2 separate regions of the Homo sapiens genome follow, and region 2 is linked to region 1. Evidence: read pairs that join two places in POLR2A ChIA-PET (ENCODE). Cell type or tissue: CD4-positive, alpha-beta T cell. All regions are shown on one strand. Links, peaks and the distances in the headings refer to the core of each region. The heading gives the core; the rest is flanking DNA.

What was found. ChIA-PET counts read pairs that join two places held together with the same protein. Peaks named below come from ENCODE experiments on the same cell type or tissue, not always from the same donor. Only the 100,000 strongest peaks of a DNase experiment are listed, where the experiment ranks them.
Region 2: POLR2A ChIA-PET joins it to region 1 with 6 read pairs; 3 of 35 experiments call an interaction of 5 or more read pairs at or near these places.

Annotation. Positions count from the first base shown.
Region 1 is chr17:17,250,577-17,266,132 of GRCh38, reverse strand. It overlaps COPS3 (COP9 signalosome subunit 3), which reads left to right. Exons shown (of 12, transcript NM_003653.4): 6 at 1,152-1,331; 7 at 4,027-4,167; 8 at 5,659-5,832; 9 at 11,188-11,274. Among named protein-coding and RNA genes, the nearest start is that of FLCN, 21 kb to the right of the region's middle. RefSeq lists a silencer at 14,841-14,943. In CD4-positive, alpha-beta T cell, for the core only: no CTCF peak of the experiment used is centred there; no DNase peak of the experiment used is centred there.
Region 2 is chr17:17,147,613-17,163,168 of GRCh38, reverse strand. It overlaps MPRIP (myosin phosphatase Rho interacting protein), which reads right to left. Exons shown (of 24, transcript NM_001364716.4): 12 at 12,936-13,025; 13 at 8,754-8,863; 14 at 4,167-4,737; 15 at 1,813-1,929. Among named protein-coding and RNA genes, the nearest start is that of PLD6, 51 kb to the left of the region's middle. RefSeq lists an enhancer at 12,749-12,828. In CD4-positive, alpha-beta T cell, for the core only: no CTCF peak of the experiment used is centred there; DNase peaks (open chromatin) are centred at 7,358 and 7,978; H3K27ac peaks cover 856 bases.

The DNA of each region.
Region 1 (15,556 bases), core at 7,028-11,027:
GGATTATTTCAAACACATGTTCTAGTTTCATATGAAGATGTGCTTTTTAATGTTTTAAAAAAATTGTGATTGAGGTACAACATATAGACAGTAAAATACTAAAGTGTATAGCTCAGTGAGTTTGTACGCATGTCTACACTGCGTCTCCATTAGCTAGATAACTGTTCTAAGGGCTTGCTTTCTTGAGTTGCACAATTCCCTGTATTTACCTAAAGGATTAATTAAAGGAACCACTTCTACTTGTATCACACCATGCTGGTCTCTTTCTATTCCACTAGTTCAGTAAAGAAAGAGGACACACTCTTTTTCCCTCTAATCAGATGGGTAGGGATAGGTTAAGAGATAAGTGAGTCTTGTCTGTAGAGTTCTCTATTCTCAATCATCTATAGCATGCTTGGCCTTATAGCTGTTTAGCTTTTTATAAAGAAATGCTCCCCCAGGTGAGGTGGCTCACGCCTGTAATCCTAGCACATTCGGAGGCCAAGGTGGACGGATCACTTGAGGTCAGGAGTTCGAGACCAGCCTGGCTAATGTGGTGAAACCCTGTCTCTACTAAAAATACAAAAATTAGCTGGGTGTGGTGGTGCACGCCTGTAATCCCAGCTACTCGGGAGGCTAATGCAGGAGAATCACTTGAACCCGGGAGGTGGAGGTTGCAGTGAGCTGAGATGACGCCACTGCACTCCAGCCTGTGTGACAGAGTGAGACTCCATTTCAAAAAAAAAAAAAAAGGTAATGCTGTTTTTTTCTGAATGGCTAAGAAAATGGAGTACAGGTTGACTATTCCTAATCTGAAAATTTGAAACCCAATCCAAAAATTTGAAACCCAAAATGCTCCAAAATCTGAAATCTTTAGAATGCCAACTTGGCACTCAAAGTGCTCATTGGAGCAATTGGATTTCAGGTTTTCAGATTAGGGATGCTTAACTGGTATGTATTCTGCAAATATTCCAAAATTTGAAACACTTGTGGTCCTAAGCATTTCAGATAGCAGATACATGAAATGTGTTGACATTTAGATAATTTTAGTCAATAAAATGTAAAACACAATTACATTATTTGGAAATTTCTGGAATCAATGAATTTTCTCCTTCTGCTAATACCTGCCTAAGTAAAATTAAAGTGATGATTTAATATCAATTTGTTCACAGCTTTGTTTGCTAGCAAAATGCTTTAAGCCTGCCCTTCCATATCTTGACGTGGATATGATGGATATCTGTAAAGAGAATGGAGCCTATGATGCAAAACACTTTTTATGTTACTATTATTATGGAGGGATGATCTATACTGGGCTGAAGAACTTTGAAAGAGCTCTCTACTTTTATGAACAGGTAATCTCTCTAAAAATTAGCTGAGGTTGTTCTGAACTTGTGTGATCAAAAAAGTGCTCCCATAGGTTTGTGGCTAGAGTGGTCTGATCCCAGGGCCTCCGTTTCAGGTGTTGGTCCTTTCAGAGACTACTTCTCTGTGATCATGTAAATAGTGGTAACCTGATCCCTAAGTTGAGGAGCAGCGCCAGTGCATAGAAGAGCACTTGTCTGGGGGTTCTAATCTAGGCTTGCACTTATACCTTATCTGATTTGGAATAAGTTATGACATCTCTTGACCTTTATAGCTTCCTTTGCATATAAGGAAGAGATTGAACTGAGTGATCTTGGTTGTGTCTTATTCTAAAACCATGTGTGGTATTTTGTTAAGTTTTATTTAATCAGTGAAACATTCTCTTGATTCAAAATTTAAAGGGTAGAAAGGAGTACACAGTAAAAGTCCCTCCCACCCTTTCTGTGTCTGTGTAATGAAACATAGTACACAATTTGGTAGAATATTCTGGAGGTTTACTCAGACTCTGAAAAAGAGATACACAATATTGATTAATAAACCACTTTACTTAAGGTAAATTAGTTAGATGTTCGTAAGTTCCTATTTAGTTCATAGCATGTATTAAGTAATAAAGGATATTTAAAACCTTCAGAGAGCTCGGTTTAGTTGGAATTCTAATACATAATACACATGCATACATGTACACACATCCGTGGCTCTGAACCATACCACAATGAGTGGTTGATGTGTCCTGTTGAGGGGACCTGAGGAGGGCCACCATAAGGTGCCAGTAGGCAGAGATGGTGTCATTAAAGCACGTGTCTAGTCAGGTTAAATCTTCAAGGTGGCTTCTCTTTAAGACTACGCATTCGGAAAATTATAAAAATGCACTTCGTAGCCACTGGATGCATTATCATTGCTGTAGCCAAATATAGTTAACTCATGAGCAAACTTGATCTTGAAATATCAGGATGAGTGGGTGTTAAAAAGGTAAGAGGCGTCCGAGTGCGGTGGCTCACGCCTGTAATCCCAGCACTTTGGGAGGCCGAGGCCGGCGGATCACCTGAGGTCGGGAGTTCGAGACCAGCCTGACCAACGTGGAGAAACCCCATCTCTACTAAAAATACAAAATTTAGCTGGGCATGGTGGTGCATGCCTGTAATCCTAGCTACTCAGGAGGCTGAAGCAGGAGAATTGCTTGAACCCAAGAGGCGGAGGTTGCAGTGAGCCGAGATCGTGCCATTGCACTCCAGCTTGGGCAACAAGAGCAAAACTCCATCTCAAAAAAAAAAAAAAAAAAAAGAAAAGGCAAGAGGCTGGGTGAGGTGGCTCACACCTGTAATCCCAGCACACTGGGAGGCCGAGGCAGGCAAATCGCCTGAGGTCAGGAATTCAAGACCAGCCTGGCCAACATGGTGAAAATGTCTCTACTAAAAATGCAAAAATTAGCTGGGCCTGGCAGCAGGCGCCTGTAATCCCAGCTACTCAGGAGACTGAGGCAGGAGAATCTCTTTTTTTTTTTTTTGAAATGGAGTCTTGCTCTGTCGCCCAGGCTGGAGTGCAGTGGCACGATCTCGGCTCACCGCAAGCTCCGCCTCCCGGGTTCACACCATTCTCCTGCCTCAGCCTCGTGACTAGCTGGAACTACAGGTGCCTGCCACCACACCTGGCTAATTTTTTGTATTTTTAGTAGAGATGGGGTTTCACCATGTTAGCCAGGATGGTCTTGATCTCCTGACCTCGTGATCCGCCCGCCTCGGCCTCCCAAATTGCTGGGATTACAGGCATGAGCCAACACGCCCAGCCAGGAGAATCTCTTGAACCAGGAGATGGAGGTTGCAGTGAGCCGGGATTGCGCCACTGCACTCCAGCCTGGGTAACAGAGACTCGTCCTCAAAAATAAAAAGACAAGAAAGTGGCCAGGCGTGGTGGCTCATGCCAGTAATCCTAGCACTTTGGGATGCTGAAGTGGGAGCATTGCTTGAGCTCAGGAGTACAAGACTGAACAACATAGTGAGCAACATAGGAGTCAGCCTGAGCAACATAGTGAGACTCCATTTCTACAAAAAATATTTTTTTTTTTGAGACGGAGTCTCGCTTTGTCGCCCAGGCTGGAGTGCAGTGGCGCAATCTCAGCTCACTGCAAGCTCCGCCTCCTGGGTTCACACCCTTCTCCTGCCTCAGCCTCCCAAGTAGCTGGGACTACAGGCGCCCACCACCACACCCGGCTAATTTTTTTGTATTTTTAGTAGAGATGGGGTTTCACTGTGTTAGCCAGGTTGGTCTCGATCCCCTGACCTCGTGATCCACCCACCTCGGCCTCTCAAAGTGCTGGGATTACAGGCATAAGCCACCGCGCCTGGCCTCTACAAAAAATTTTAAAATTAGTCAAGCATGGTGGCCCACTCCTATAGTCCCAGGTACTCAGGAGGCTGAGGCAGGAAGATTGCTTGAACCCAAGGAGTTTGAGGGTACAGTGAGCCATAATTACATCACTGCGCTCCAGCCTAGATGACAGAGCGAGACCCTGTCTCTAAAAAATGCATAAATAAAAATAAAATGAATTCTATCTCAATAAGGCTGTTATAAAAATAATGGGACATTTAAAAAGTATTATTGACTTATAATTAATGTGATACATGTGGTTGATTGTTGTTTGCTACTGTGGTATGTTCTCTTTACAGCAAGCATTCTTCTCTTGCCTAGGCTATAACTACTCCTGCCATGGCGGTCAGTCATATCATGTTGGAATCATATAAAAAGTATATTTTAGTGTCTTTGATATTACTTGGCAAAGTACAACAGCTACCAAAATATACATCTCAAATTGTGGGTAGATTCATTAAGGTAAGTTTTTTACATAAAACTGATTTCTTACGTGAGCATGTTGAGTATATAAAGAAATTGCAATGATACAGTTCTGTAACTTCGTTTTATACTGATTTAGCTCTCCTAGCAGCTTCAGGTGAGCAGACATTTATTGAATGTCTGCTACACATTCTCATTACCTGATTGGAATGGAATATTTCTCAGGAACCCGTTTTCAAACTTGTGCTCTAGATACTTACAGCTATAGATGTTTAAGCTCCTATAACAGTTGATTTTTTTTTTTTTCCCTAGAGACAGAGTCTCGCTATGTTGGCCAGGTTGGTGTTGAACTCCTGGCCTCAAGCAGTCCTTCTGCGTCTGCCTCCCAGAGTGCTGGGATTACAGGTGTGTGCCACTGAGCCTGGCCTTTATTTTGTTTTGTTATATTTTTCATTTTATTTATTTATTTATTTATTTAGAAATGGAGTTTTGCTCTTGTCACCAAAGCTGGAGTGCAGTGGCGTGATCTCAGCTCACTGCAACCTCTGCCTCCCGGGTTCAAGCGATTCTCCTGCCTTAGCCTCCCGAGTAGCTGGGACTACAGGTGTGTGCCACCATGCCCAGCTAATTTTTTGTATTTTTAGTGGAGATGTGGTTTCACCGTGTTAGCCAGGATTGTCTCGATCTCTTGACCTCGTGATCCACCCGCCTCGGCCTCCCAAAGTGCTGGGATTACAGGCGTGAGCCACCATGCCCGGCCCTGTCTTCCTTCTTGCTAGCAGAAGTAGCAGATTGTCCTGTTGCATCTGGTGAGGTGTGAGAAAGAGAGAGGGAGAGTTGGGAATGATGAATGTTTTGACTCCTTTCTTCTCTATATGATTTATCAGTAGAAAAACAGAAGCACTGATGAAGACGTGTGCCTTCACTAAATTCAGTGGGTTTTCACCTGCTGTGTTATTACTTGGTCTGTAGTACAAAATTTTGTGGAAAATGAATTACTCCATAGTGACTTTCTATCCCTGGTCTTAAAAACCAGGCATTTGCTTTGGGTAAATTATAATTTGTAGGGTAACAGTGTGTAGTTACCTGACAATATGGGATATACTTGCTTAAAAAATAGTATGTAAGTGTGTTTTTGCTTCCTATACACATTTGAGTCTTCTGAAGTTTGTTTGTTTGTTTTTGGTTTTTTTTTTTTTTTTGAGACGGAGTTTTGCTTTGTTGCCCAGGCTGGAGTGCAGTGGCACGATCTTGGCTCACTGCAACCTCCACCTCCTGGGTTCAAGCGATTCTCTTGCCTCAGCCTCCCAAGTAGCTGGGATTACAGGCATGTGCTATCACGCTCAGTTAATTTTGTATTTTTAGTAGAGACGGGGTTTCTTCATGTTGGTCAGGCTGGTGTTTAACCCCTGACCCCAGGTGATTTGTCCGCCTCGGCCTCCCAAAGTGTTGAGATTACAGGCGTGAGTCCCCACACCTGGCCTCTTCTGAAGTTTTAATCTGAATTTTTTCCCTCCTTTGCATCTTTAGCCTCTTAGCAATGCATACCACGAGTTAGCACAAGTGTATTCAACCAACAACCCCTCAGAACTCCGAAACCTGGTGAATAAGCACAGTGAAACCTTCACTCGCGATAACAACATGGGGCTGGTGAAGCAATGCTTGTCATCTCTTTATAAGAAGAATATTCAGAGGCTAACAAAGGTGAGGAAAGTGCCACCTTCACAGGGCAGCTCCTGACCCCCTGGGGGCCATGTTTCCCTTTCTCTCCCTTTTCAGAGCTGAGGAAGCAGGTACAGGGATAAAGCATGGCAGGATTTCTGTGCTGAGAGAGAACTCTCTTGTGATTGGCTTCTTAGAAAGAATTTGATGTATACCTTTGGTCTTTTCAGGGCTAGAGCAGGGTATTTGGAGCAGGTGAAGAGGAAGAAAGGTAGGAGACAAGGCTACATTGGGAGACAGTGAAAGGCAGCCTCAGAGAGGTCAGCAGCTCCAGCAGGGCAGATGAGGGATGCTAATGATGCAGACCTCAGTGCACTGTCACCAGCCTTGCAACCTGTCTGTTCTGTCTGTGCTGATCTCTATTAGAACATTTTTTTTTTTTCTCTCTTGACACAGTGCCTTGCTCTGTTGCCCAGGCTGGTGTGCAGTGGCGTGATTTCGGCTCATTGCACCCTCTGCCTCCTGAGCTCAAGTGATCTGCCCACCTCAGCCTCCCAAGCAGCTGGGACCACAGGTGTGAGCCACCACGCCCAGCTAATTTTTGTATTTTTTGTATAGACAAGGTTTTGCTATGTTGGCCAGGCGGTCTCGAACCCCTGTGCTCATGTGATCCACCTGCCTTGGCCTCCCAAACTGCTGGGATTACAGACATGAACCACCGCACCCAGCCAATGAGAACACCTTATGTGAACATAGTACTACTCGGACATTACCATTTAGGCCAGGGTTGTACAAACTTTGTGCAATTGACTTCTAGGATGTAAGCCAATTATATAATTTTTATTTTCTTCTAGGATGTAAGCCAATTCTATAATTTTTATTGTCAAGATGAAAATAACCTGCTAGGTTTTGACTATAGAAAATATGCTTAATGTCAAACGTTCAAACAGTACAGAAAAATAATGAAAAATGAAATTTTTTGTGTTTTAGGAAGGTATAGGCTGCAAGTTACAGGAATCCTGTAGCTCAACAAATAGAGGATTGCTTTTTTCTCTTGGGAAGTCTGGCCAGATATGCATAGTTCACAGCTGCTGAGAACACAGTGCATCTGTTCCTGTGCACATCCTTTGCCTTGTGTCAGCCATGGTGATGCATGGTTGGGGACGAGCCAAGGAACCAGAATAGGGTAGCTGTTTTTTTGCTAGGCTACCCAGCAATGGAAAAGGCTGATGGATTTGGCTACGTGAGGACTTAGGGGAGAGGTGACTTCCCCTAGCCCAATGGAGAAGCTAGAGAAGAGAGGTGGGTCGGGGTGGCCGTTGAGGTGGGCAGACCTCATACAAGGATAAAGGATCCTAAGGAGAAGAGGAAGGAAGGTGAGGAGAGGGTCAATGGGCAAGAAAAAGAATCCTTCCAAATACTCTAGAAAGACTAGCCATAGCTTCTAGAATAGAAGGAAATCAGTAGTGAATTTGTAAAAAGTTAATTTTTATGAGAGAAAAATGAAGAACGTGAAAGAGAAATCAAGTCAAAGATCAAAACCAGTGTAACTTGTGAGCCAGAAAAACCAGCTTGACCTACAGGTTTAAAAGACCAGGATCTAAGAGACTTAAATAACAAGCAGCCTAATTCTCTCCATAAAATTTTCTTTTTGGCCCAAGTGCCAACAGAACCATTCTAAGTAAATTTCTGTCTTTTGCCATCAAGAGGTAGCCATTAAAAAACAGCTGCCATTAAAAACACAAACTCTGTTTGTGACTAGTAATTGAAGTTTAGATAAAAGAACCCAAATGCTAACAAACATAAAAGATAGTACATGTTACAAAAGATGTTAAATTGCAAAATAGCAAATGAAAATTAAATAACGGTTTCAAAAATTAGCTGGGCGTGGTGGCACATACCTGTAATCCCAGCTACTTGGAAGGCTGAGGCAGGAGAATCATTTGAACCCAGGAGATAGAGGTTGCAGTGAGCCGAGATTGCACCACTGCACTCCAGTCTGGGGGACAAAGTGAGACTCCGTCTCAAAAAAAATTTTTTTTTGATCAAACAGGAAGAGTCTCAACTCGAAATGGTCTTTCCAGGGCTGGGGTAGTGACTCACAAAGTCATCAAGGTCCTGGGTCCTTCGTATGTTGACACGAAGTGGTGGATTGTGGTACACTGAGCTCACAAGCACTGCCTGCCAGAGGGACCTGGGGAGGGCTACCATAAGGTATGGTGGGCAGGAACCGTGTCTTTAAAGGACATAGCTAGTCAGAAGGTTACATCTGTGATAGTGGCTGCTCCATTTTTGGCATGATGTCCCAGTGCTAAAATGAAAAGAACGGGGAAACATCAAAGGATTTTTCTAGCCAAGTTTTTCTTACTAGAAAATCCAAAGAAGTCTCAACAGGTAGACTGTATCAGTAGGTGATGGCATGGCTGGGATGGAAGGCAGCTGGGGATGGGTTAAATCTGCCACCTCTCCCATTGAAATATTACTTTGTGTTAACATTTTAGTAGATGTTTTTCTTTTTCTTTTTCTTTTTCTTTTTTTTTTTTTTTGAGACGGAGTCTTGCTCTGTCTCCCAGGCTGGAGTGCAGTGGCTCGATCTCGGCTCACTGCAAGCTCCACCTCCCGGGTTCACGCCATTCTCCTGCCTCAGCCTCCCGAGTAGCTGGGACTACAGGTGCCCGCCACCACACCTGGCTAATTGTTTGTATTTTTAGTAGAGACGGGGTTTCACCGTGTTAGCTAGGATGGTCTCGATCTCCTGACCTCGTGATCCGCCCGCCTCAGCCTCCCAAAGTGCTGGGATTACAAGCATGAGCCACCACGCCCGGCCTAGTAGATGTTTTTCTAGGTTCCTCTTCTCTGTTTCTTTTCTATGTGTATGCATAGACTCTCCCAGTTATATGTAATTGGGGTCATACTCTACGTGCTATTCTTGACCCTGCTCTTTTGTTTGTTTGGTATTTTTTCTTTTTTTTTTTTTCTGTGACTGAGTCTCGCTCTGTTGTCCAGGCTGGAGTGCAGTGGTGCGATCTTTGCTCACTGCAGACTCTGCCTCCTGGGTTCAAGCGATTCTCCTGCCTCAACCTCCTGAGTAGCTGGGACTACAGGTGCACACCACCACACCTGGCTAATTTTTGTATTTTTAGTAGACACGGGGTTTCGCCATGTTGGCCAGGCTGGTCTCAAACTCCTGACTTTAAGTGATCTGCCCACTTTGGCCTCCCAAAGTGCTAAGATGACAGGTGTGAGCCACCGCGCCTGGCCTACTTTTACATTTTTTGTAGAGATGGGATCCCACTGTGTTGGTCAGGCTAGAATGTTGACTTTTGAGTCTTTGTTTGTGTTAAACTACTTGTGTACTTCTTAAAGTTAGCAGTAATTTCAATTTCTTGGGTACTATTCTCTGAACTAAAGTATATGTAGGTTTTAAAATTATTGGCTCATCAAGAATTTATGGCCAGGCACAGTGGCTTACCCCTGTACTTCCAGCACTTTGGGGAGCTGAGGCAGGAAGATACGTTGAAACCAGGAGCTTGAAACCAGTCTGGGCAACTAAGTAAGATCTCATCTCTACAAAAAATAAAACAATAAAATTAGCTGGGCACAGTGGTGCACACCTGTAGTCTCAGCTACTCAGGAGGCTGAAACAGGAGGTTCCCTTGAACTGCTATGAACTGTGATTGCGCCTCTGCACTCTAGCCTGGGCAACAGAGCAAGACTCCATCTCAAAAAAAAAAGGAATTTTCAAGATGAGGGTTTTAATATGCCCAGCTCTGAAAATGCCATTGTTGTAAATATTACCAGCTGCCATTAAGAATAGAGCTCTTTTAATATGTTTCTGAAAGGGGTCATTTTCATCAGATCCCAAGAGAGCAGTGGTAAACACTGGTTTCCCTCATCACAAGTGTGTAGCCTCTTTTATTTAACTCCCCCATTTGTTTAAAAATGTTAACTTTGAATTTTGAATGATGAATGTTATTTTTTCAATTATATTTAATAGATTATACATTTATAATACAAAATTCAAAAGATGAAAATCTTCATAATGATGTGCATACCTTGGATTCCTTTTCAGTTTACATATATATATAAAATTATTTTTCATTACTCCTCTAGGAAATTGACAAACCACTGGGTTCATCAGTTTTTATTTTTTTATTTTTTTTTGTGACAGAGTCTTGCTCAGTTGCCCAGGCTGGAGTGCAGTGGCGTGATCTTGGCTCACAACAAGCTCCACCTCCTGGGTTCACGCCATTCTCCTGCCTCAGCCTCCCAAGTAGCTGGGACTACAAGTGCCCACCACCACGCCCGGCTAATTTTTTTTTTTTTTTTGTATTTTTAGTAGAGACAGGGTTTCACCACGTTAGCCAGGATGGTCTCGATGTCCTGACCTCGTGATCCACTCGCCTGGGCCTCCCAAAGTGCTGAGATTACAGGCATGAGCCACCGTGCCCAGCCTATCAGTTATTTATTTATTTATTTATTTATTTATTTATTTATTTATTTTGAGATGGAGTCTCACTCTGTTGCCCAGGCTGGAGTGAATCACGCGATCTCGGCTTGCTGCAACCTCCACCTCCCAAGTTTAAGCGATTATCCTGCCTCAGCCTCCTGAGCAGCTGGGATTACAGGTGCCTGCCACCATGCCTGGCAAATTTTTGCGTTTTTAGTAGAGGTGGAGTTTCATCATGTTGGCCAGGCTGGTCTGGAACTCTTGACCTCAATTGATCCACCCACCTCGGCCTCCCAAAGTGGTGGGATTACAGGTGTGAGCCACCACCCCTCGCCCATCAGTTTTAAGTCATCTACACAAATCTATTCTGTACATCAATGGGAAGAGCTCTGTACACTTTTTTTTTTGAAATAGAGTCTTGCTCTGTCGTCCAGGCTGGAGAGCAGTGGCGCAGTCTCAGCTCACTGCAACCTCCACCTCCTGGGTTCAAGCAATTCTCTGATTCTCTTGTCTCAGCCTCCCAAGTAGCTGGGACTACAGACGCATGCCACCACGCCTGGCTAATTCTTTTTTTGTTTTTTGTTTTTTGTTTTGAGACAGAGTCTCACTTTGTCACCCAGGCTGGAGTTCAGTGGCTCAGTCTCCACTCACTGCAACCTCCGCCTCCTGGGTTCAAGCGATTCTCCTGTCTCAGCCTCCCAAGTAGCTGGGACTACAGGCGTGCACCACCATACCAGCTAATTTTCTGTATTTTTAGTAGAGACAGGGTTTCACCATGTTAGCCAAGATGGTCTCAATCTCCTGGCCTCATGATCTGCCCACCTCAGCCTCCCAAAGTGCTGGGATTACAGACATGAGCCACCACGCCTGGCCGCTCTGTACACATTTAATAAAATGTCCTTCCTTCGTTGTTCCTACCTGTGACTAATTCTGCTTCTGACTTTCAGACCTTTTTAACTCTATCATTACAAGATATGGCAAGTCGTGTGCAGTTGTCTGGACCTCAGGAGGCAGAGAAATACGTTCTGCACATGGTAAGTGGATTTTCTTTTTCTTTTTCTTTTTTTTTTTTTTTTTTCTTTTTGAGATGGAGTCTCGCTCTGTCACCAGGCTGGAGTGTAGTGGCACAGTCTTGGCTCACTGCAACCTCCACCTCCCGGATTCAAGTGATTCTCTTGCCTCAGCCTCCCGAGAGCTGGGACTACAGGCATGCGCCACCATGCCCGGCTAAATTTTTGTATTTTTAGTAGAGATGGGGTTTCACCATGTTGGTCAGGCTGGTCTCAAACTCCTGACCACGTGATCTGCCCGCCTCGGGCTCCCAAAGTGCTGGGATTATAGGCATGAGCCACCGTGCCTGGCCTTGATTTTCATTTTTTTGAAAATTAATTACTGGATTTTTGTTACTGTAAGAGTAACAGATGTTCATTGTGGAAAATATTAAAAAGGAGAAAAGCGGGGGGAGCCTCCAAAGTCTACCACTATTGACAATTTGGTCTGTTTCCTTATAGTTTCTAGTTTTAGTGTGCTCATATGATATACACATCAGGCTTGCGTCCTATTTGTGCTTCCTTTTTTTTTTTTTTTGAGATGGCTTCATCTTGTTGCCCAGGCTGGTGTGCAGTGGTGCAATCTCGGCTCACTGCAGCCTCAATTCCCTGGGTTTAAGTAATCCACCCACCTCAGCCTCCCAAGTAGCTGGGACTACAGGCATGTATGTGTCACCATGCCTGACTAATTTTTGTATTTTTTTGAAGAGATGGGGTTTCTCCATGTTGCCCAGGCTGGATTTGAACTCCTAGGCTCAATCTGCCCTCCTAGGCCTCCCAAATTGTTGGGATTACATACGTGAGCCACTGTGCCCAGCCCTGTACTCCTTATTATTTTCTTTTATTTTATTTTGAGGCGGACTCTCGCTTTGTTGCCCAGGCTGGAGTGCAGTGGTGTGATCTTAGCTCACTGCAACCCCCACCTCCAGGGTTCAAACAATTCTCCTGTCTCAGCCTCCCGAGTAGCTGGTATTACAGGCGGCTATATTTACATATTTTCATTATCAGAATTTTTGTAAACCTCATAACCCTCATGAAATATTTTTGGTATACAAAGAGGTATAAGGTAGGGCTACTTCCTCTGCTTATCTGTGATGAGATCACAAGCTTTTGCCAGTACGTACATCAAGCAACTGCTGCAGCAAGAAATCTTGCTGAACAATGTTTGCTGAACTACACAGTGTGCTTAGCGACATCATTGACTGACATTCTGACTTAGCCTCTTCCGTCACTGAGGGTTTTGGTCCATAAGCAGCACTGACATAAAGGAGGCCAGAGCACACACCCAGGACTTAGCATCCAGCTTAGGAAATGAAATAGCACCAGTGCCCTGACACTCCCTCTTTATCACCTGCCAGTTGCATTTCCCCACTCTCAGCCCCACCCCAACCAGGCAACCACTCCTGATTTGGATAAGCATCATTTAAATGACTATATGATAACCCACCACATTGATGTATTGTAATCTACCTACCTATTCAGTTACATAAGTACATAGTTCTGATCTGGTTTTAGTTCACTGAAAACCTGTGTCCTTAGCTCAGGACAGGCAAAGCTTCATATGACCCCTTGTATGATTTCAGAATTTGGAGTATTTTGATTGATTGATTGATTGATTGAGACAAGGTCTTCCTGTGTTGCCCAGGCTGGAGTGCAGTGGCGTAATCATGGCTCACTGCAGCCTTGACTGCCTAGGCTTAAATGATCCTCTCACCTCAGCCTCCCAAGTAGCTGTGACTACAGATGTGTGCCACCACACCCAGCTAATTTTTAAATTTTTTGTACAGGCAGGGTCTCTTTATGTTGGCCAGGCATAACTTGAGATTTCTGGCCTCAAGTGACCTTCCCACCTTGGCCTCCCAAAGTGCTGGGATTACAGCTGGATACAGCCACTGCACCCAGCTGAGTATTTCATTTTGATAGTTGAATTTACAAGTGTTCTAAAGGGTTTTTTGCTTCAACCTACCATTCAAAACATGCACACACCAAACAAAACCATACCTCTATGACTTGTGTCTGCTAAGAGCATCTTGGTAACCCCACAGGGGTTACACAGAATAAGCTATAGACGCTTTCCCCAAGAAATTCCCTCTTCAGTGGCGAGTGAGAAGAAATACATGAGTGGTTATGACACCAGACAGGACATACTAGCTAGCAACGCGTTGCGGGGTCAAAGTGGGTGTGAGTTTTGAGCCCTGCTTAACCAGCCCAGACACCCTGACAGGCTCTGGAGCAGTGGTTCTCCTCTGAGGGTGATTTTGTCTGCCAGGAGACATTAGGCAACGTCTGGAAGCAGTTTTGGTTTTCACAGATGGGGGTGCTACTGGCGTCTAATGGGTACGGGCCAGGGATGCTGCTAAACGTCCTGCAGTGCCCAGGACAGCCCACACACCAAAGCGTTATCTGTACCCAGGACAGCCCACACACCAAAGCGTTATCTGTACCCAGGACAGCCCACACACCAAAGCGTTATCTGTACCCTGGACAGCCCACACACCAAAGCGTTATCTGCCCCCAAATGTCAGGACTGCCAGGCTTGAGAAACCCTTCTGGAATGAAAGGTCTGTGAGACCAGGGTTTTTTTTTGTTTGTTTGTTTTTTAAAGTAAACATTGGAAAAGTACACTTAAGTGTACGGCTAAACACATTTTCACAAAGATTCCAACACCTAGAAGAAGGAACAGAATATGACCAGCACCCGGAAAATATCCCTTGTGTCTGCTTCCAGCCCTGTGCCTCTCTAGAAAGGTTGTTCCCATCCTGACTTTTTTTTTTTGAGACGGAGTCTTGCTCTGTCACCCAGGCTGGAGTGCAGTGGTGCGATCTCAGCTCACTGCAAGCTCCACCTCCCAGGTTCACGCCATTCTCCTGCCTCAGCCTCCCGAGTAGCTGGGACTACAGGCGCCCACCACTACGCCTGGCTAATTTTTTGTATTTTTAGTAGAGACGGGGTTTCACCATGTTAGCCAGGATGGTCTTGATCTCCTGACCTCGGCCTCCCAAAGTGCTGGGATTACAGGCATGAGCCACCGTGCCCGGCCTCCCATCCTGACTTCTAACATCCTATTTTAGTTCTGTTTGTTTCTGAGTTTGATGTAGAAGGAAACACACAGCACATTCTTTCTGGGAATCTGGTTTTTTGGCTCAGCATTGTGAGAGTCATGCATGATGCTGTATGTAGCCGTAGTTCATTCGTTTTCAGGGCTACAATGTTCCAGTGTTTGATACACCTTTCCATTTTAATTAGTTGGACAGGCTGGGCGTGGTGCCTGTAATCTCAGCACTTTGGGAGGCTGAGGCAGGCAGCTCACCTGAGGTCAGGAGTTCAAGACCAGCCTGGCCAACATGGTGAAACCCCGTCTCTACTAAAAATACAAAAAAAATTAGCTAGGCATGATGGCGGGCGCCTGTAATCCCAGCTACTTGGGAGGCTGAGGCTGGAGAATCGCTCAAACCCAGGAGGCGGAGGTTGCAGTGACTGGAGATCACACCATTGCACTCCAGCCTGGGTGACAAGAGCGAAACTCCGTCTCCAAAAAAATAAATAAATAGGCCGGGTATGGTGGCTCACACCTGTAATTCCAGCACTTTGGGAGGCTGAGGCGGGCAGATCATGAGGTCAGGAGATCGAGAGCATCCTGGCTAACATAGTGAAACCCCGTCTCTACTAAAAGTACAAAAAATTAGCCAGGCGTGGTGGCAGATGCCTGTAGTCCCAGCTACTCGGGAGGCTGAGGCAGGAGAATGGCATGAACCTGGGAGGTGGAGCTTGCAGTGAGCTGAGATTGCGCCACTGCACTCCAGCCTGGGCAACAGTGCAAGACTCTTGTCTCAAATAATGTAAATAAATAAATAGTTAGACATTGGGGTTGTTTCCAGTTCTGGTTAATTTATTATGAATAGTGCTGCTGTGGTGAAGGTAGGTCCAAATTTTGCTTAGATACATTCCATCTGCTTAAAGAGGCAGCTCTCTGTGATCACATAGAGAACTATGCATTTTGTATAATATGTATTGGGCTGGTTACTGTTTCACTAAATAGCATCTATCCCTTCCAAAGCTAGAGACAAGTAGGCCAGCAGTTTCACTGCTAACAAATGGACAAGTTATTATCACCGTGTGGAACATCTTGTTAGGAATAAAATACCTGTTTTGTACTTTTATTGGTATCTCACTTTTTAACTTCATGGGCAGGATTTGGCTTTGAGGATCAGTCAAATAATTCCCCAGTAACTGATGCAAATAAATAATATATAGACCTTGAATCTAC
Region 2 (15,556 bases), core at 5,091-9,090, 100 kb after region 1:
AGTTAGTATAGCACCCACCCCAGTAGCTGGCTCCTGACCCTTAACCCCACAGACCCCCTGCTCATTCTGAGTCGTGATTAAAAGCATTTCCAAAGCATAAAGGGTGGTGAGAAGTCACAGGTTATTAGACTTAGGGAAAAGGTATTAAAGACCAGCTTTGCCCAGTGCTGACCAACAGGGGCTTCAGTGTAGGCTCATGCAATTATGCAAGTTAGACAGAGGTAGGTTCCTAGGTTAGCAATGTGCAAAGTCCGCTGCTTAGTACAAGTTGAGTATCCCTTATCCAAAATACTTGGGACAAGAACTGTTTCGGATTTTAAAATATTTGCATTCTACTTACTGGGTGAGCATCCCCAATCCAAAAATCCAAAATCTGAAATGCTCCAGTGAGCATTTCCTTTCAGCATAATGTCAGCGTTCAGTTTTGGATTTTGGAGCATTTCAGATTTTCGAATTTGGGATGCTGAACTTTTATCTTTACTACCTGATTTGAAGCCAGTTCTTATAGGATGAGGCCCAATCAAGAATTAAAAAGATGCTCCTCAAACCTGGAGGGCAAGCGCAAATGACCTTGGCAGGGAGGCCCACAGGGAGGCCCTGTTCACCAGGTCTGAACAGGGCATGGCAATGACTATGGCAGAAGAGGCTGGAGAGGAGAGTCTAGGGCATGTGGGGCAGAAAGAAAGAGAAGGCCCAGGGAGCACACAGGAGAAGAAACAGCAGAGAGTCTGCAAAGAGGCAGACTATGGTCAGAGGCCAGCTGAGTGCCCCTGTTCCATCTGCTGCCTGGGACAACTCAGACCAAGGTCAGCGCACTGCGGTCTGCAAATGTAGACAATACGTGACAGAGACTCGGGGTCTAAGAGCCGGAAGGGCCCTCAGGGATCACTGGGTCTAAGTCTACACAGGCAGCAGACTGCCGCTGTAGAGGAGGGGACACATGCACTTGCTTTGGGGGTCAGTAGCAGGGCCAAGTCTTGAACCTAGGACCTTGATTCTAATGTTATACCCTCAGCCTTTGCCGAGAACTTAGGCTCCCTGTTCTGGTACCCCACTTCACTTCTCCTGCAGTATTTATATATCAATCTTCCTATCACAATCTCCTCTACCACTCAATGGGGACAAGAGTATATCTGTTTTATGCCCAATACCTGGCACAAGGCCTGGCACGCTGCAGGAAAGTCAGCAGACATAGGCACGCCCTTGGGCCAGGCTAGCTCCAGCCTTGTGACACCCCTATATCAGGGCTCTGTGGTACAGGATCTCAGTGGAGGTATCCCGGGGTTGGGCTAGTAGTGGTAAGAGCCCCAGCTCTGCCTGCCAGGTGTGGTATAGAAACAGATGGGAATGGGGTCCAGTACTAGCTTTGCCACTGACTTGCTGTTGGTTGTAAGCAGGCACTGGACTTGCTGTGTGATTCAATGTCTTCAATCTGTACAATAGGTCCAATATTACTATAGTGAAAACTATGAGAAATCACATGCAAATGTATGGTATTTACAATAAATGTATATTGGCTACTTTCAGAGTCAAAGGGAAAGGTCACCAAAATCATTTTATTACCAAAAAAAGTCCTTAGATATAGAGGTTTCAGGGAGATTCCCCAAAATGTCATATCAGGAGGGAAAAACAAACAGACCCCCCCAAGCACATTGAGTGTCCAGTCCTGTGGCAGAAAAGCCCAGGGGCATGAGCTCCTGGGAGACACCCCTGCTCAGCCAAGTTTTGCACACTCCTAGCCTGCCTGAGCATGAACCCTTCACACTGAAGCTCCTGAGCGCACCATGGGCCACAGCAGCCCCTCCACCCTACCTGCAGCACGTAGCCCTCACGGGCGCTCTGCTCCCGGCCCAGGGCCACCCTCAGCTGGTCCTGCAGGAGCCGGTTCTGCTCCAGAAGGTCTGAGGCCTCCTTCTGGCTCTGCTCCAGCTGTTGGCAAAAAGACACACACTTTTATGCAAAATGACAATGATAAACAAAGCAGCTGCACAGCACAGACTCTTTCACTGGTCTTCCATGTGGCCCAAGAGTTTTGGAGTCTCCACATTTCAGCAGATGTGCTGATATGGCCTTTACCAGCAGCATTTGGAAGTGAAGGTTCCAATGCAAGCCATCAGTAACAATGGCAGACTTGGTACCTTATGGGCACCAAGGGACTACCTTGTCCTTCCCTACTCCAGGCACCCCTGGATGCCCACATACTTCCCACACCTGCTCAAGGTTCCAACATGCACGCCCTATATAGGTGCCAAGGCCCATACGGGGTGTTCATTTCTGAGAAGGGGAATGTGTCCACTGGGGAACAAGGGTTTTGCATCTGCATCTGGAGGAAGCACCCCATGGGGTCCTTTGGGTGTCCTCAGCTGGTCACACAGGCCAGGCTAGGCTCTACAGGGACCACTGTGAGTGGTGGCCCCAAGCAGGCCTCACTCCAGGGCCCACTATGGTCTCAACTGAAACCACTCCATTTGACCAGCTTTACATGATGGATTCCACAAAGTTCTGTTTGCAAAAAGAGTTCCCGCAGTTCCCTCAAACAAGGTGTGGATACCCATGAGTAAGCTATTTTACACTCTTCTTGCTTTCAACAGCTTCAGCTACTCATTCATCCATCCACCTCTTCCCTACACACCTCCCAGGTGCCTCCTGATGCCTGGCCATGTGCAGGGCTACCCAACCTGCTCCCAGAGCTCGTGCTGAATGGAGCTGTGTGTGTGGTGGACAGTCAGGCCAGTGCCGCCCAGGGTGCTGACAGACTGTGCTGTGAGAGGCGGGGAGACCCCTGACTTTTATTTATTTTTTTTGAGATGGACTCTCGCTCTGTCGCCAGGCTGGAGTACGATGGTGCGATCTCAGGTCACTGCAACCTCTGCCTCCTGGGTTCAAGTGATTCTCCTGCCTCAGCCTTCCAAGTAGCTGGGACTACAGGAATGCACCACCATGCCCAGCTAATTTTTGTATTTTTAGTAGAGACGGGGTTTCACCATGTTGGCCGGATGGTCTTGATCTCTTGACCTTGTGATCCGCCCGCCTCGGCCTCCCAAAGTACCGGGATTACAGGCGTGAGCCACCATGCCCAGCCGACCCCTGACTTTTAAACAGTGAAGACTGACCCCCCAGATTGTTGAGCCAGTGTGTCGCCTGCTGGCTGGCCCATTTTGGTAGCCTGAAGTAATGTGAGTTTCAACTGTTATTTTATTTCATCTTGCCTTTGTTACTTGTTAATGGATGAGGAAAATGAAAAAGTACAAGTATTAGTGCTGGTGGTAACTCAGCCTCATACAGTTAATAAAATACAAAAAAGATGAGAAGCTTGAGGCATACCCAAGTGGCAAATCTTTAACAAGCTACTTACGTAAGAGAACACATTTGAAACACAGTGTTGAAAACTGTCCCTAAATGGAGAGTGAAACAGGGAGTTCTACAAAAACTGTAACGCTACACCTCCCCAGCTACGAGACTCCCTGCCCAGACATGTCAATCTACCACTGAAGTTCTGCAGACTGGATTTCTGCATACATTTCCATGAAAGAACATCTTATTTTATAGTTCGGGGGCCAGCTTGTTCATCTATGTACCTAGGTGCACTGAAGGCCTCGTGGAGGAGTGACAGTCACAGGGCAGCCTTCATCCACAGCCTACCCTGCCTCACCACTGTCTTCTGCTTCATATCCTCATGACCTAGGACCCAGCTGTCATCTCCTGCTGGATGCCCCTGGCTTCAGATCTGATCGGCCGTCCCCAAGCCACTGTAAGAGCACCTGGGGCTGGTCTCTGCCTACAGCTTTGACCTGTCCAAGCCAGGGCTGCGTAATGCAAAAGCCTTGCCCTGCTCGCGCCCCTCCTGCCATCGGGAGTCAGAACGAGGAAACCATCTAGGCCCTGCAACGCCGCTTGCCTCTCAATGGCAGGGGCCCCCACCATCGGAAGAATTCCTCTGTGCCTGGAAGGCCCCTTTCCCTGCCCTGCATGCACTGGCACGCTCCCACAGCTCTCAGGTCTGCCTCAACTATGAGGACTCATCTATGCGTCTGTCTCCCCTAGGGGTCTGCAAGTCCCTCGCGGGTAGGACTGTCTAGATGAACCCCTCAGGCCACAGCTGGGCACAGCTGATGCTCTGGAAAGGCTGCTGGGAGCAGGGTGGGGATCTGGTCCCAGGCTATTACCTCCTTCTCGAGCAGAGAGGTCAGCTCGTGTGTGGAGAGCCGGTCACCCCCATCTTCAGAAGACAGGTGGACGGGGGCGATGGGCACCTGCTTCTCTTCCCGGAGAGGTGTGGTCTCCACCTGATGCCACCGCTGCTCAATCTCCACGTGGACGTTATGCGTTTTGAGGTCGCTCATAGGCAGCCCTGGGCTCCGGTCCACCTCCATGCGCAGGGCTGCATCCTCAGTGCCTGGCCCGTCTGTGGCGTCGAGCATCCCGAAGCGCTTGCGGCGCTCCTCCCGCCTCCGTGCACGCTCCCGCTCCAGCTCCCCAGGCTCCGCCTCAGGGCGCAGGGGCTCGTGGGTGTCAGCAGGCCCCACGCCGCCCACCCGCTCCTGAGCCAGGGCCTGCTGGATGGGACGGAACTCAGCCCAGTCAAAGGTCTTGGAGCGGCCCTCTCGCCTCCGCTCCCGTGCGCGGCTCCTCTTCTGCTCAGGGTCCGGCTCCCCCAGCTCTGCCTCTTGCTTCTCAGTAGGCCTCGGGCAGGTCTCAAAAGAGCAGCTGCTCTTGTTTTTTTCCTCTGGCAACGAGCTGTGGGGCAGGAGGATGGACATAGCCTGTCAGGGGCGGCTCTGGTGTGGCCTGCCAGGCAGAAGCTGGCAATGCTGAGCCACAACCCAGCCCCTGTGAGCACCACATCCTTTTTCTATCCTAATCCCAGCTTCCTAAGTGCAGGGAGGACAGGAATACTCTGCCTTTACCCCACATCCCTTCCCAAACTGGTTCTGAGTGGGGGAGGGGGAGGGGGACGGGGAGGGGAAGGGGAAAGGAAGGGAAAAGAGCCTCAGAAAGCTGAGGTTTCCCACATAATGACACTGGGGGGGTCCCTTGACTGAAGAGGCTGTGAGGGGCTCACTGTGGTGGTCCCGTTGCCAGGGTATGGAGCCAGGGGAGTCCCAGGACTCCCACAGCCTCAGAGGCAGGACGGGCCAGCCCTGCCTTGCTCAGGGCCAAGAACTACATTAGGCTGCACCTGGGCACAGCCACCGTACCTGCCAGGTGAGGCCTGGGCCCTGTGCACCCCTGGACTGGACAGTGGTGACAGAATGAGGGAAAACTAGCACTTTCTAGAAGGGCTTACCTTTTAATAAGCAGGTAACGTGATCAGATCTATGTTTTGTTTTTTTTTTTTTTGAGATGGAGTTTCACTCTTGTTACCCAGGCTGGAGTGCAATGGCGCGATCTCGGCTCACCACAACCTCTGCCTGCTGGGTTCAAGCGATTCTCCTGCCTCAGCCTCCCAAGTAGCTGGGATTACCGGCATGCGCTACCATGCCTGGCTAATTTTGTATTTTTAGTAGAAACGGGGTTTCTCCATGTTGGCCAGGCTGGTCTCAAACTCCTGACCTCAGGTGATCCGCCTGCCTCCCAAAGTGCTGGGATTACAGGCGTGAGCTACTGTGCCCAGCCTGAATCTATGTTTTAAAAGCCCAATCCAGCTGCTGGCATGACAGATGGATCAGTATGAAAGACTGGGACCTCCTAAGGGTGAGGGAAACAGGAGGCCCAGGTGGCCACGAGTTCACACCATGCAGTAGCCAGAGGCTTGGAGAGGAAGGCAGAAGGGGAGAAGGACACTGGGTTACCTGCCACCTTGAGCAGGCAAGCGGCAGCCAGCAACGGGACATGAGCTGCGCAGGTCGTGCTCATGGTGCTGCTACCTGCCCTGCAGTAAGTGGAGTGAAGCCAGGTCTGCCTGAGGAATCCATGTCTAGTCCCCATCTGCTAGAAGCAGAGATTCCTGGGGAGGCCTCGTCTGCAGTAGGGCAGGGACAGGGACATTGCTGATGGCAATTTGTCAAGGAGGCTGGGAGTGTTTGAGGCAAAGGTTTGTAGACTCTAGAGATAGGCCCCACAGACTGCCAGCTGGTCCGAGGCTGACTGAGGGGCCCCTAATCTCACCCAGGCCCTCAGAAGGCAGTTGCAAGCCCACCTGAGGACAGTGAGGGCCCAAGGAGGAGCTCCAGGGAGCACATGTGTTTCAATTAGGGCCAAAAGGAAAGGAGTCTTTAGAGAGAGAACCAAGGAAAAGAGGAAATGGTTGCCGTCACCACCTGGAGCAAGGGTCACCTGTCCAGGCAGCAATCGAGTGAGAGGCAAAGTGCTTCACAGCAACAGGATCTGCAGGTGTCCACTGTAAGAGCACGCTAACATCTGGATGAAAACGACACAGGGCAGATCTTGTGACGTCACTGAACTAAGAGCTCCTGGCCATGGAGAGTGTCAGGATGACACATAGGGCAGGGCATGCATGGAGGCCCCCAGCCTGGCCCTGACAGCCGCCAAAGTCACAGCCACACCAGAACCGGCCGCACTCCCTAGGAGAAACCTCCCCACAAGGCTCCTCTAGTGCCAAAGGCGGGAAGCACCCTGCAACTTCCCCACCCCAGGACTTCAAGATGGCGATGAGAGCAGGACGAGGACAGCAGCTTCTGAGACTGCAGTTTGTTTTCATGCCTCCTTGAGATTTTGCCTGGCAGCACTAAAAAACTCACATTTTTCCTCAAATAATAAAAGCCTACACAGAGGAAGAATAAATGCTGAAAACAAACTGGTGGAGGGTGAGCACTCTACCAGACTATGCAGATATGCTAGGTTATGAAGTAATTCTTAGTCAGGAGGCCAACTGCCAGGTCAACTTTCATGTGAGAGCCAAACCCTTGTCTCCTCATTCATTCCCCTGGGCCCATAGCCCCTGCACGCAGGGAAGCAGGCACTCAAGCGTGGAGGCGCCTCTCCTGAGCTGTGTGCAGGCACAGGCATGTGCACAGGTGCATTCCTGACATCTGCCCTGGGACATCCCAAAGCTGACTTCTTCCAGACAGGATTGCCAATCTACAGCACCGAGCCCAGGCCTGGCTGGGAAGAGGGGCAGGAGAGGACCTCAGGCCAGCTACCCATATGCACTGCCCACCACTCCCCATCCTGGACCCCCGTGATAAGCTCTGTCTGCTGCCAATAGCTTGGGCAAAGAAGCTGAGGCCTTTCTCACTTTGCTCTGGTGGCTTCCTAAAGGTGCTTGGAAAAGAGCACTTAGCTTGTCAAGCTTGGGTGTCTGCTCCTGATGGGAGAGCCATGGAAGCAGTAGCTGAGGCCACCACAGGATGTGGCCCCTGGAGGGTGGGAGAGCTTGCTGCAGCTCTGGGTGCCTCCTGCTGGCTGTGCACAAAGAGGACTTGTCACTAGACAACAAGCCAGCTCTCTGCATAGGATCCTGAGAGACAGAGGGCAACCTGTCCCGGTCACGGCCTCTTGGCCTTACTAGACAGTGTTTGTTTAATAAATGAAGTCATGAACAAATGACAGACACAGAAAAGAGGACTATAAAGAAATCAATTTAGGAGTTCTTTCCTTCTTATGTAAAGAGGTGTGGAGTCCGCAGGAAGAAGGCAAAGGTTTGGATACAGAATGTGCCTTTAGGCCGGCTGTGGTGGCTCATGCCTGCAATTTCAGCACTTTGGGAGGCCAAGGCGAGTGGATCACCTGAGGTCACGAGTTCAAGACCAGCCTGGCCAACAAGGTGAAATCCCGTCTCTACTAAAAATACAAAAATTAGCCGGGTGTGGTGGGTAATCCCAGCTACTTGGGAGGCTGAGGCAGGAGAACTGCTTGAACCCACGAGGTGGAGGTTGCAGCGAGCCGAGATCACGTTATTGCACTCTAGCCTAGGCAACAGAACAAGACTCCATCTCAAAAAAAAAAAAAAGAACACGCTTTTAGGTCAAAGCTTCCATGGACAGCCCCCGCTGTGACATTGCCACACCCAAGCAGCCTAACCCACAGCACAAGAAACACATTCGAGATGTAATCTACATCACATGACCTGAGAAATGGCACCAGAGGTGCTCAGATGCGTGGAGGCTCTGAAGGTGGGGACAGCAGAGTTCTGGCCATCAAAGGACCAGCCCCCACACTGGAATCTTCTCTGCTTTTTTTGTTTTGTTTTGTTTTAGATATGTCTGAGTCTTCTGATTCTCCATCTTTTAAAATGAGAACTAGGTCTTTAACCTTCAGGGCAGGAGGAAAAAAGCCCAAAGCAAAATCTGAGACACATGAACCACAGAATGCAAAAACAGGAGAGGGTTTTTCAAATTGGCTGCACAGAAATCAAACAGACGTAGGAGTGAGGTGAAAAGAAGGCCAAGACAAAGAAGCACTGGGTGGCCTATGGATGCCGCACATGGGGCCACCCTTAGAGCAGCAGAGCCCAAGGCCTGAGAGCACCGACTGCGGGGCTCAGGCTGGTCTGGCCAAGTGCCTGCTGACACAGATGGAAGATTCTCCACCAAAGCCCAGTTCTAATGACCAGCACACATGCTACCTGCAAGATGAAACGCTTGGGCTTACAAGAGAAAAGAACCAGAAATGTTTGTTCTGATTACTTGGGACAGGAACCTGAGCAACAGAAGGACACAGGAAGGAAGGAGCAGCAGACTGGGATGCACTGAGCTCAGGTCTCAGACTTCAGACCTGAGTCTGACACTGCCCTGGCGGGAGTGGCACCCACAAGAGGCACAAAGGGCTCCCTGGTGTCTTCACCATCCTACCTGGTCACATCCGGGGCAGTGGTCGGGTGCACGTGCTTCATGATGGTCTGGATCCAGTTCCGCCGAATCCCAGATGTCATGGCCGACAGGGTAAACTCGCCCTCCTTTGTCTACAGAGAAAAGATGAGGCACCATCAGTGACTGTCCCCTAGGGTGCCTGCTGCCCTCCATCTCCAAAGAAGCTCCCTGCACTGGGTAAAGTCCCACAGGGAGAAAGGCTGTGACTGGGTGACCCTTCTAGGAGTGCCACATGTGCCCACTACTGGGACATGAGGGAGCTGGAGAGCAGGAGACGTCAAAGCTGTGGGAGGGACGTGTATTTGTGGCAATGGTAAATCCGGTATCTTCTCTCAGTAACAAGCTCACAGTTACTGAGCACCCACTACGCACCAGCAGCCTGTCCACTCAGACAGAGGAGGATGCTGCACCCCTCTTTAAGGAGTTCCCAGCCTCGGGGGAAGGGCAGAATCAGCATGTGCTGAGCAGTGGTGGAGGTGGGGAATCCGGAAGGGCGTGTGTGTTGGGCGTGGGGAGTGGCACCTGCAGTCTGCACTCACACAGGCACATGGCATGATGGGCCCAGGGAGTGGTTAAGAACAAGGGGTATCAGGGTCTTGTTGGTGGCACTGAGAAAAGGCAGGGAGACCTGCTGGGTGGTTACTGCAGCTGTCCAAGTGATGAGAATTAAGGTGATGGCAGGGGACAGGGCAGCTCAGAAGTAACAAAAGGGGTATGAACAGCGTCTGGCTGGTTGGGTTGGGGAGCACCTAGACAAGCCCTAGACTCCTGCTTGGATGAGGTGGAGTCTAGGGCTTGTCCTCGGTGCTTGTGCAAGGTAGCAGGGGAGGAGCCTGTTTTGGGCGAGGAACGGGGCAGCAGGTAGGACAAAGCAGCAAAGAGCACATGGCTCTGGGACATGACCACTGCGCCCCTGAGCAGACCTGCCTGGGTACCAGGCAGGGGAGGGCCAGTGGCCTGCATGGAGCTGGAGGCCTGCTTCTGCACCTACAGGCACCTGCCCAACAGAAGCGAGGGCTGCAGCCTTGAACCGAGAGCTGCTCACAAGCAGACTCAGCAGCCAGGTCAGTAGGGAAGCTGACGGCAGGATGCAATCATGAGGATGGTTTTCGGATGGGTGCTAGTGGCCTGGCCAGAAGCCAAAACAGGAGATCACGCACCGGCCTGACGTGCCACAAAGCACAGCTGGGAGGGACCTGACCTGCCCCTCCACATGCCCGATCAAGACACCACCACTGCCCAGCTCGGTCCTCCTTCATCAGTTCTCATATCCATGTGAGCTGAGTTGGGGGGGTACCACCTTCTCCTGGGTCCATCCTTCTCCACCCCCAGGTGTGGGCGTTGCTGGAGTTTGGCCTCAGCACTCCACATACAGCTGTTTTCTCCAGCTGAATTTTCTTTCCCAGCGGCTGCCTAATGTTCTCTGAGAGCCCATCATGCCTCAAATGGATCACAGCCGGAATTCCAGGGGATCCCCCTGCTTCTGTGAAGTCAGCTCTTCTGCTGGCTTCTCAGTGGGCGGGGCCTTCTTGCCAGGTCCTGGCCCTGCCCTCACCTCTTCCTCCCAGGTGCTGCTCCTTCCTTTCTTGCCCAGCTTTACCGTGCCAGCCTGGTTCCTTTCTAATGGACCTGCATGTCCCGCCAGACATGTATCATGAACGCACAACTGACTGGCATCTTCTAACACCCTTCAGTGCTCTCCACAAAGGCTGGACCAGCGCCAACCTGACTCTCCACCCAGCACTCTAGCCCCAGACTGGCTCTGTGCTCTCTGTGCCACCAGGTCTGGAGTCCAGTCTGGGACATGCTTTCACACTCATCCCTCCTGCTGAGCCTTGAGGGATCCTTCTCCAGGAAGCCTCCCCCAGGAAGCCTTCTCCACACTGGAAGCATCTCCTCATTCCTTAGAACTCTCAGTAGTTGGGGATCACCGAAAGTCATCAGGATAAGCCCTACCAGGGTGAAGTGAGGAGGGGTTGATCAGTGGGTGAGAGTGGCTGATGCCCTCATTTGTCACTAGGAGAGCGGGGTGAGTTCTCAGACTTCAGGTGTGCCCTGCCTGGAGAAAGCTGCTCATGAAGATGGGAGGTGGACGGCAGGAGAGGAGGCTCACCGGGCACTATGCCCGCCTACCCCTCCCACAGCGGATGAGGACAGAGGAGCCTTGAAACTTGGGCAGTGCAGGCCACTAAGAGCAGACAACTCACACCCGGCCCTGGTGCCAGGCTGTCAGTGTAGCCTCCAACTGTGACTCAGCTCCTCTCGCAGATGCCTGCACGCAGGAAGCCACAGCCAGCAGCCCAGTGGGCTGGCGGCCAGGATTTTCTTAGTAAATGAACACACTGGCCTTTGGGTCTATACTTCAGTCTCCTCTAAGTTGGGCCAAACTGAGTGAGCCCCAAATACTGGATCAACTCTCAACACAGCAATAAAATTGAGTTTCTGGGCCCCAAAATTTGAAGGTATGACCCTGCTACAGGTGAGCCCACCAGAGTCTAGCCTTGTGTGAGAACCAAGTCCCAGGGCCAGGGCCCAGCCCCATGGGGGCAGCTCTCTACTCATCACACTCTCCACCCATCTTAAAGCCCTTGCGAGTGACGAACTAACTTTACCCAAAGAGAGGCCTGGCCTCTGTCCTAGCTCCTGGGAGGTAACTTCCAAACCTTGGAATTTCCTGAATGACTAGAGTCTTTGTTACTCATGGTGGTACCCTGGGACCCCACCTAACACTTCATGCTGACAAGACAACTCAGGGTAGAGGCTGGCCTGGCCAGAAGCAGGAAATTAGAGGAAACCCATTAAATCAGAGGGTTGGGGTTTGGGCCATGTGAAAGTAGCCAACCATGGCGGGAAGGGCTTTAGGTGGAGTTCAACTATGAGGACAACAACTCCATCAACCACAGCAGCTACAGAGCCTCCTAAAACTCAACACCGGGGCTCAGGTGGGCTTCCGGGCAATGCTCTGCGCACTGCCCCACATCAGGGCTAAGAGGACACCGTGTCCCCAAGGATGCAGAAACTTTTGGCATCTGTGACTCCCCCAGTCCCAGATTCTACTCCACATGGCTCTCCCTTGGCTGGTTCTGACTTACATACTTTCTCTATAATAAAACTCATTGTAAAGACAGTACTTTCCTGAATCCTGTGAGTCATTCTAGTGAATTTTTGAAACTGAAGGTGGTTTTGGAAACCTCCGGACTCACAACTGGTGTCAGAAGTGGGGGCAGGACTGGGCACAGTGATTCATGCCTATAATCCCAGCACTTTGGGAAGCCAAGGCAAGTGGATCGCTGGAGCCCAGGGGTTCAAAACCCTCCTGGGCAACATGGTGAAACCCTGTCTCTCTAAATAATGATAATAATAATAATAATAATAATAATAATAATAAGCTGGGCATGGTGGCATGCACCTGTAGTCCCAGTTACTCTGGAGGCTGAGGTAGAAGGATCGTTAGAGTCTAGGATTTCGAGCCTGCAGTGAGCCATGATTGTGCCACTACACTCAAGCCTGGACAGAGAGTGAGACCCTGTCTTGGGGGAAAAAAAAAGAAATGGAGGCAGATGTGGCAGTCAGGAGGACTGTGCTCTTAACCTGGAGTCTGGCTGACTGCAGGCAGTCCTTGATCCACACAGTTTTGAAGAAACAGCCAATAAGAACCATTTTGTCCTACCAATAAGATTTTTTTTTTTTTTTTTTTTTTGAGAACAGTGCAATGCCTTGCTCATCTGAGTACCTCACAAGATTTTGGGAAAAAATAGCCTTGTAAGTAAATGAATGAACAAACACATGAATAAGTGAGTAAAAAGCGGATGTAAATAATTGACTAACACTTTCATTCTTATTCCCCATACCCCACATCCTTCCAATTGCCCCAACTCCAGCATTACAAAAAACAAAAGAAAAAAGGAACCTTCAGAAACAAAAAAGCTTTAAGCAGTCTTCAGAAAAAAGATACTAACGTCTAATGTACTGTTCACATCACAAATTGGGGAATAGGGTCAGGTGCCACAGGACAGAGGTGTCAAGGGTAGTGGGAAAGACTAAGTGCTGACCATACACGCTGCATCAGGCCTGTCCAGAAGTGCCCCCAGCCCAGACATTAGGCACTCTGACATGCATCCCTGCCTGTCAAGCCTGTGGCCCCACTTCCATCCCTGGACTCACATGTATCTGGAAGCCATAGTTTCTCTGAACTGGATACTCTGTGACATCGTAACATGCGGACAAGTCAATTTCTCCATCCAAGTCGGCTGCCTGCCGAGGGAAGTGAGAATGTCTTGAGATTTTTAGGAAGTAGAACCAATGCCTAGATGAGCAAATTTCCGTAAGTGATTTTCTGCACTGACTTTACTTTTAATAGTATACACACTGACAAGTGAGGACACCGTCTATCCTACTACTGCATGACCCAGGCCCCTCACTGGGTGCAATCACACCACCATCTGTCCCTGTATCCAGCCAAAGATAGTCCACGCCAGTGGTCCTCAAACATGCTGCTGTTGAAATCCCTTCACACTCTTAAAAACTGGTGGCCCTAGAAGAGCTTCTGTTAGGTGGATTTCATCTATTGATGGTATTTACTATGTTAGAAATTAAAATGTAAATATTTTAAAAATTTTAATTTAAAAATATTTAAATATATTTTAAAATATATTATAAAATATATTTTATACATTTAAATATATATGAAAATATATATTAATATAAATGTAAAATTTAAATATATTTGTTCATTTGAGAATAAAATAAATTCATTTTAAAATAAAAATCTGATTTAACAATCAGTGATAAGAGTCACATTGCTTTGAATTTTTGCAAATCTCTCTAACATCTGTCTTCAGAAAGGACAGCTGGATTCTTGTTTCTGCATTCCATCTGTTCAATACGGAAGTTTTTTTTTTTTTTGAGATGGGGTCTTGCTCTGTCACTCAGGCTGAAGTGCAGTGACACGATTTCAGCTCACTGCAACCTCTGCCTCCCGGGTTCAAGTGATTCTCTTGCCTCAGTCTCCCGAGTAGCTGGGACTACAGATGACCACCACCAAGCCCAGCTAATTTTTGTATTTTTAGTAGAGACAGGGTTTCACCATGTTGGCTAGGCTGGTCTCAAACTCCTGACCTCAGGTGATCCGCCTGCCTTGGCCTCCAAAGTGCTGGGATTACAGGCATGAGCCACCGCCCCCGGACAACAAAGGAAGTATTTTTAATAGCTTTTTCAGGTAGTTGTGGCTGTTCTTTGACAAGCAGTAGGCTCTTAAAGGTTAACTGCAATGTGGTATCTGAAATCATGCCCATGAACTCTCTGTACTGTGTTACATTAAAACCCAGGCATGCTTTTGTAACATTAGGTACTGGTCACATGGAAAATATTGTTATGCACAGCTTCCAATTGTCTACACATTTCATTATGTAATATTAAAATATCGCCTTTGCTAATACCACCACCTATTTCATCAGGAGAGTGTAAGTAAAGGGAAGTTCATGATGGTGAATACAAATTTTCCCAAGTTCTAATTTTTGCTTGGAAGCTCAAATTATATCACTGGCAACAAATTCTGTCAGTTGTTTTCCTTAGAGGAATGAGCCAACTTGGTTCATTTTCATGAAAATATATGCCAAACACCCAAAATTAATGACCACAGTTTTGCCTATCAGTTGTTTTTCAAGTAAACGTGGTGCTCCAAAAGAAGCTGCTAGTTCAGCTGGCAACTCAATCACACAAGTCCTTTCCATGAGAAAGCCTGCACACTCTAGTATGCAGCCAGGCGATGCTTACTTCCCATTTCAAATCACAGAATATTAAAAAGATGGGCATTTAAAGATTGAGGCTTCATAAAATTAGTAACTTCTGCTGCTCTTTCAAGGACCTTATTTATTTTAAAACGATTAATTATTTAAAATGTATGGCAGTGAAGAATCCAGTGACCACTGGTCCAGCCTGTTGCTACAGATGGGGCTGTGCCAAGTGCTAGTGGCTTTACCTCCCATTGCTTTTGCACCATCAGTGCAGATGGTCACACGCAAAAAAAAGTCAATGACATCTTAATATTACAAATTATTTTAACCACCACTGCTCTCCTGAAAGGGCCTCAGGGACCCCCAGAGGTCTACAGACCACACTCGGAAGTGCTCTTCTATGCACATGCAACCAAACACTTACATAGGCTCCTTACTTCCCCAACGCTGGACACCACCAGAGGCCCACCGCCCACACTCTCCTACCCCTACTTCTTATCACTACCACCTTTTCTCCTTCAGTCTGTAAAGACTGGCTCAGAGTATTTAATACATATCCCGGCCCTTAATGATGGGTATTTAGGCTCTTTCCAATCATCTGGCTGTTACAAACGTGTGGGAATGACTAACCTGAAACAGACGTTTTTCCACATGTGGGAGTTATCTGAGGGATTCCTGGAGTGAAACTACTGGGGAAAAGGCAAAGGAGACTTGCCAAACTGTTTAGAAGAGGTTATTTTATTTGTAGGTGAAGAAAAAAAGAACCCCTTCTATTTGGTCCTTGACCACAGAATCAGGACTGTCCAGGGGCCCAAAAAAGCTCATCTATCCTATCCTGTCCTTGTCCAGAAGGCAGGGCACAAGATGTAGTTCAATTCTTCCAACTCCATTTACCATGAAATCTCTTTGTGGAAAAAACAAAATTGTTCATCCTGAGTTTTCAAATTTCAGTGTTTTTCAAAGAACAGAGAAAAGAAAAGCTGCCCAAACCCACTGCACTGGGCACTTAATTCAAGGCCTTGACGAAGCCCAGCATCACAGCCAGGAAAA